Linked DNA regions of Mus musculus: region 1 is linked to region 2. A link is a loop called in an ENCODE intact Hi-C map of the cell type or tissue named here. Cell type or tissue: gastrocnemius. All regions are shown on one strand. Links, peaks and the distances in the headings refer to the core of each region. The heading gives the core; the rest is flanking DNA.

What was found. A loop is a pair of places that touch in the nucleus more often than their neighbours do. Peaks named below come from ENCODE experiments on the same cell type or tissue, not always from the same donor. Only the 100,000 strongest peaks of a DNase experiment are listed, where the experiment ranks them.
Region 1: it touches region 2 in a loop (2.2-fold over the local background); 5 of 42 quality-filtered maps call a loop at or near these places.

Annotation. Positions count from the first base shown.
Region 1 is chr1:106,266,032-106,268,943 of GRCm38, reverse strand. The region is part of intron 1 of Phlpp1 (PH domain and leucine rich repeat protein phosphatase 1); the gene reads right to left. Among named protein-coding and RNA genes, the nearest start is that of Phlpp1, 96 kb to the right of the region's middle. In gastrocnemius, for the core only: no CTCF peak of the experiment used is centred there; no DNase peak of the experiment used is centred there.
Region 2 is chr1:106,169,769-106,172,680 of GRCm38, reverse strand. It overlaps Phlpp1 (PH domain and leucine rich repeat protein phosphatase 1), which reads right to left and starts at 812. Exons shown (of 17, transcript NM_133821.3): 1 at 1-812. The coding sequence starts at 677. Gm20753 (predicted gene, 20753) reads left to right here and starts at 1,157. Exons shown (of 3, transcript NR_040630.1): 1 at 1,157-1,341. In gastrocnemius, for the core only: a CTCF peak has its summit at 1,357 (motif pointing left); DNase peaks (open chromatin) are centred at 326 and 1,114; H3K4me3 peaks cover 1,414 bases; H3K27ac peaks cover 1,670 bases.

The sequences.
Region 1 (2,912 bases), core at 114-2,613, 96 kb before region 2:
CTAAAACTGTGGGAAATACTTAGAGTACACACAGGAAAAGTAATTGTCACTTTAAAATGGCAAGCACTACACAATGCAAAATAGATCTATTTTTATATGAATGTACAAAAATTACAATGTGCTGTTTAGCTTGAGACTGGTGAGTTTTTAACAACTTGAATTTTAATTCCTGAATATACGTGATAGTTACATCTCTCCATCTCTCCTGGAATGCAACTGAAGTCGTATACTGGTCCTGACCAACAAACTGTGGGCTGGGACATACATGCCATTTCCAGAACTGCCTATGAAACAGCCCACGCTACACTGTGCTCTACATACTTTCCACCCACTGCCCAGACAGAAAGACTGGGGCCAGCAGATTCTGAGGGCTCTCAGGCATGGGTAAGCCACAAGACAGAAGTCTAAGTTCCTGTGTCAGCTGAAATGGAGCTCCCTGCCTGGACAGATTAGCCACAAACTCAATCAAGAGAACTTGAAAGAAAAAAATTCTATTACACTTTACCTGCTCTGTACAGTTGCTGCATTAACTAAGATTTCTTCATCAGTTACATTCAAACTAACTATACCCTCACTGGAGCAAGTTTCTAGATCTGGAAATGCTAAGAGTAGGGTACTAGGTTCCCGCTCTTCCAACATGCAACCAAAACTATGAAAACCTGTAAGCAAGCCTGTCCAAACACGCAGATTTCAACAGTGTGGCAAGCAGCCCATTGCCCAATACTGGAATGACTCTGAGCTGCTAGTAAAGGGCCCCTGAAGCAAGAAGGCAGCCAGCTTCTATTGAGAACGAGTCTTAGACCCAGAGGCAGCACAACTACCATGAACTGTATTGACCTAAGTAATTTATTTTCTCATAGCTCTAGAGTCTACAAGTCCAAAGTCAAGGTGTTGGTGGATTTGGTTCTGGGGGCTCTAAGAGAGAAACTACCTTATGCCCGGCTCTTGAATTCTGGTGGTACAATTCTTGGCACTCACTCTTCAGCTTGCAGTCTAACTCCGGTCTTACCCTCACTTCTTGTTGGACTCAGAGCCTAAGTTAATCAATAATGATCCCATCTTGACTAATTATAGCATGTTGAGGCTCCAGTGGGACAATACTTCTTGGAATAACCATTGACTGTACAACTGACCTCTAATCTAAATAAGTCTAATTTTCTTCATTTTTTAATTCAAAGATTAAGTATTTACTACCTATATCTAGTATTGCAATACTTTTCAGTTCAGTGTAGTTGAAAGTGTTTATAAAACCTAATATCATGTAATTAATACTATGCAATTCACTTAACAGAGCCCTAAATAGATGCAAGGCACAATATAGTGTTTTGACTTTGAAATCCTAAAAGTAAATGCTGCAGAAATGAAGGTATCATGCTGCTTGATAGCCTATCTAGAAATCCAAACTAATAACGGCACATGGCACATCTAGCCGGGGCTTTCTTTGGAGGAGTTGGGGTTGCAGGAGGATAGTAAGAGCGCAAGGTCCACTCAACCTACGAGCAGACTGCCAGTGTGAGCAGTTTACTTCACGGTAAGGTAAACTTTATTGCACTATTTGAAGAGGAGCTCTTAGTAATAGAAAAGAACTTCAAAACCACAATAATCCTGGAAACTATCATGATCTTACAAATTCAACATATTTCCCACCTACTCACAGCATCCAACAGAACTAGCATTCACTAATTAAATCTAAACTAGATGGTAAGATACAAACATGGTCCACAAAAAATACACCATGAAATCCTTCTTCAGTTTCCATTATCCTTGGGAGTACCACCTATCTTTAAGAATAAAATGTTTTCCAAAACCTTAAGATCAATAAAAATTTTTAAGAATGAAATTACTTAGAAAAATAACAAGCTACCTTGGAAATATAACACTTAATTATCAACTCCATTACTGCAGTCATATGCTTTAATGAAAAATAGGAAATACAGCAAATCTACATATCATAAAATACTAACCAATGTTTTAAATGAATGGCGAATATGTAAAGTGAAATGCAATTTAAAAATAAAAATGACTGCCACAACATGTGAGTAGTTGTGAGATGCTGAGAAATGCCAATGAGCTTCTAAAATTACTTCCATGTACTGAGGGTGAACCCTGAGGGATTATCAGATCTACATACACTGAAGCATAAATGTCAACCGCACATCTTAGACTCAAGTCGATAACAAATACCTCACCTGCTGTGCCTCCATCTACATCTAAGTAATTATGCTGTCCTACAGGACAAGGCCCTCTTACTTATGCTCTCTTGTTTCTACTCTTCAAATCACAGTGGCAGCTATACACCCCCATTTGCACCTCAAAGTAATGTTTGGGCCCTAACATACAGAATATTAATTCATATGTACCAGAGTCTCGGCATATATAACTAAATTAAGATAAAGATTTATTAGATTAAAATAGGTCTTAATCTAATGACTATAGTCTTTATAAAAAGGGAAACTTGGAACACACACAGAAGGAATCGCCCAAGTGAGAAATGGAGGCAGAGGCTGGAATCGTAGTTTAGTAATAAGAGTACTTATTACCCATGTGCAAGGCCCTAGATTCCACCTCCAGCATGGGGGGGGAGGAGACACAAACAAGGATAAGGTGGCTGGGGAGCAGGAACAGAAGAGAGACACATAAAGACAGAGAGCAAACATGGAGATGGATACCCAAGGACAGCAGGGCCCTAGGAAGACAGGGTATGAACTCCTAGGGAAGGACCAGCATCTAGAGCAGCAAGACAAGGGAGGACACCCACCTAGTCAGAGTGGGAGCCAGGGCTTGCCAGGGCCAGTGTGGACTTCAGAGCTTCCTGTCCGGGGGGAAGGGGAGGGCTAGACAACTGAGGTAGAGGACATTGAAGCAGGAGTGTGAATTTGAGGTGAGTTTCAGATCAGTCTGGGCTTCAGAGC
Region 2 (2,912 bases), core at 237-2,736:
CCGTAGCCCAGCACCTTCACCACCCCGCCGCCTTTGTGGCCCAGCTGCAGAAGCCGGGCCGCCACCTCGGCGGCCGTGGTGTCCAGCGTGCAGAGCACTGGGCGCAGGTAGGACGAGGCCATGTGGCGGTCAAAGACGTGCACACAGCCCCGCTGGAGCTGGTGCCTCACCCAGTCCCTGTCCGACGGCTGCAGCTGAAGCAGCTGCCGGTGCTTCAGGAGCAGCGTCTTCCTGTCCAGGCTCCGGGTGCACAGCGACGCCGAGGCCGAGCAGGACGCCGGGAGGCCGCCAGCGGCCGAAGACGCCGAGGACGGCGACGAGGACGACGAGGCGGCGGCGGCGGCCGACAGATTCCTCTTCAGCCGCCCTCTCTTCAGCAGCAGCGAGTTGGCGCCGCCGCCGGCCGCGGGCACCGGAGCGGCCCCACCGGCCGCGGGCTGGGGAGCTCCCCGCCGCCGCCTGCGCCCGGTGCCTCCGGCGCGGCCGGGCAGCGGCCCCGGCGGCGCCTCGCAGGGGGCCTCCTCTCGCGCCGCGCCGCCGTTCCCGCCGCTCGGGGCCGCCGCGCTCAGCGCGGGATCCGGACACCGGCCGCCCTCGGCCGCCGCCGCCGCCAGGGCTTGGTCCTCACCCGTGGGGTCCGCGAGTCGCTGTGCCGGGGCTGCAGCGGCGGGCTCCATCGTAGCGGGGCTTCACGTCGCTCCCCCAGCTCCGGAGGCAGCGGAGGAGGAGGAGGTGAGGCGAAGGTGGGAGACGGCGGCGGCGGCGGCGCGAAGAGAACGGAGACGCCGATGGCGTTCGGCGCGGCCGCTCCAGAGGATTATGTGGCGATCCGGAGCATTCCGTCGGTGTCTCGGTGTTCCATCCCGCGCGCCGCCCGCCCGTTTCGCCGCCACCGCCCCCCCACACACACCCTCCCCGCGGGTCGCGGGCTCCCCAGCGCCAGGCCCCGCCCGCTGCTGGACAGCCTCAGCTCCCGGGAGCTGCGGCCCGAGCTCGCCTCATGAATATTAATGAAGCGCGGGAAGGCGGGCGGTGGCGGGGCGGAGTTGATCATGAATATGCATCGTTAGCATGACGACATTTCTGCGGAGAGCGGGAGGCTGGGGGCGGGGCCTCAGGGTAAACAAACGTGACGCGTGCGTACGGGGGTGGGGCGGAGCTGTTTCCCAGGAGGTTTGTCCTCGCCATAGAGGAGAGGTGGCGAGAGGGGCTCGCGTTGCACAGTGGGGGTTGTAGTTCATCTTCGTGTCGAGGATACCCAGAAGAGACCAACAGCGAACTACAAGGCCCAGATATCATCAAATTCTGCCCACCCTCTCCTCCAGCTTCTGGCCCTTGTTGGTGGGTATTGTGCCCTCTGCCGTTGAACTCTGTGTCCTGTGAACGTTTTTCATTAACTTGATCCTCTCCTGCTTGCCAGATGAGTTTTATTTTCCTGGCTAATTGAAATTGAGAGTTTTTAGGAACTCTAAACTCTAGGTAAGGCCTTTGTATGAGACAAAAATACATACACAGTTCACAGGATCGCTGGCCCCGTCTTCCTGACTTTTTCCGCACTTTTTTCAAGGCCCATGAAAGCTAGCAGTGTTTGCACTCAAATTAAACCCATTTACTCCCTCCCCTATTAGGACAGAAATAGCTAAGGACCTGCTTGGAGCCTTGTATCCCGTTGGTTTTAAGCTTAAAAGAAGCTTAACGACACAAAGCAGTGGACGAAGGAAGAAATATTAAAATGGAGTCATAGTGGGATAGGAGATAGACTTGCTTTCTCTTGGTTCTTTCTGGATTTTTCTTTCCGCACTCGGGGCCGGGTAGAAAGGGTGAATGAGACAAGGTTTCCCAGTCTAGTCTGTTCTCCATACTTCCGTCCACAAACTGCTCACCACCTACGCTCTACCTATGTTGTATGGGTGTTTACTGTTACATTGTATGATCTATAAACATTTTTTTATTGGTTGAACCAAGCTGGTTTAGGGCAATTAACTATTTGAAATAATTTGATAAACGTTGGTCATTGAGTTGCCACTCTCATGATGGCATTGCAGATGTAGACACTAATTAAAAGTCTTTTTCCGGAGTTAGAGGGCTCAGCAGCTAAGAGCGTGGGCTGCTCTTCAAGAAGACCCATATAATAGCTCACCCTGAAGACAGTGCTCCAATGTAATGCATAGACATATTCCAGGCAAATCATTCCTATACATAATGATAATAATTTTTTTAAATTAAGTTCTTCCTGACACTCGATAGACTAAAACAGGAAGAACTTTATGAGCTCAAAACTAGCCTCTTTTACAGAGCAAGCTCCAGGCCAGCCAAAGTTACATAGTAACTCAAAGAATAATAGTAATAATAATAATGAAGATATCCTGTACCTTACCTTTGGGTTCCAGAAGACTAATATTTATTATGGGAATATTATACACACATGCATATACATTTATTTATAGTTATAAGTCTCAGTGGTGATGCCTTTATCCTGCCATTCAGAAGGCAGAGAACAGCAGATCTCTGAATTTGATGCCAGCCTGGTCTACATGATGACATCCTGTCTCAAAACAAAAGAAGTTATGATAATAGTTGTCAAACACTGTTAGGGCGGTGGACAGACACTTGATTAGATCCAATTGGACTGAATTTAGAATCACCATGGAAACACGGGGTATGTGTGTGAGGGTGAGGTGCCCTGAGCACTGACAAAGTGTGCCCAGCTGTCTGGAACTCCTGCCACGCTGCCCTCCCTGCCCTGACGTTCTCTGCCCTCAAACTGTGAGCCAAATACGTCTTTCTTTATTTGGGTATTTAGTAACCTTTTGTTAGGTGTTTGTTACAGCAATGGGAAAAGTAACTATCTCCAAATAAAGAAAAAAGTAGATCTTCTCCACACAGAAGAACAAGTGTTGGAGCTGGAGAAA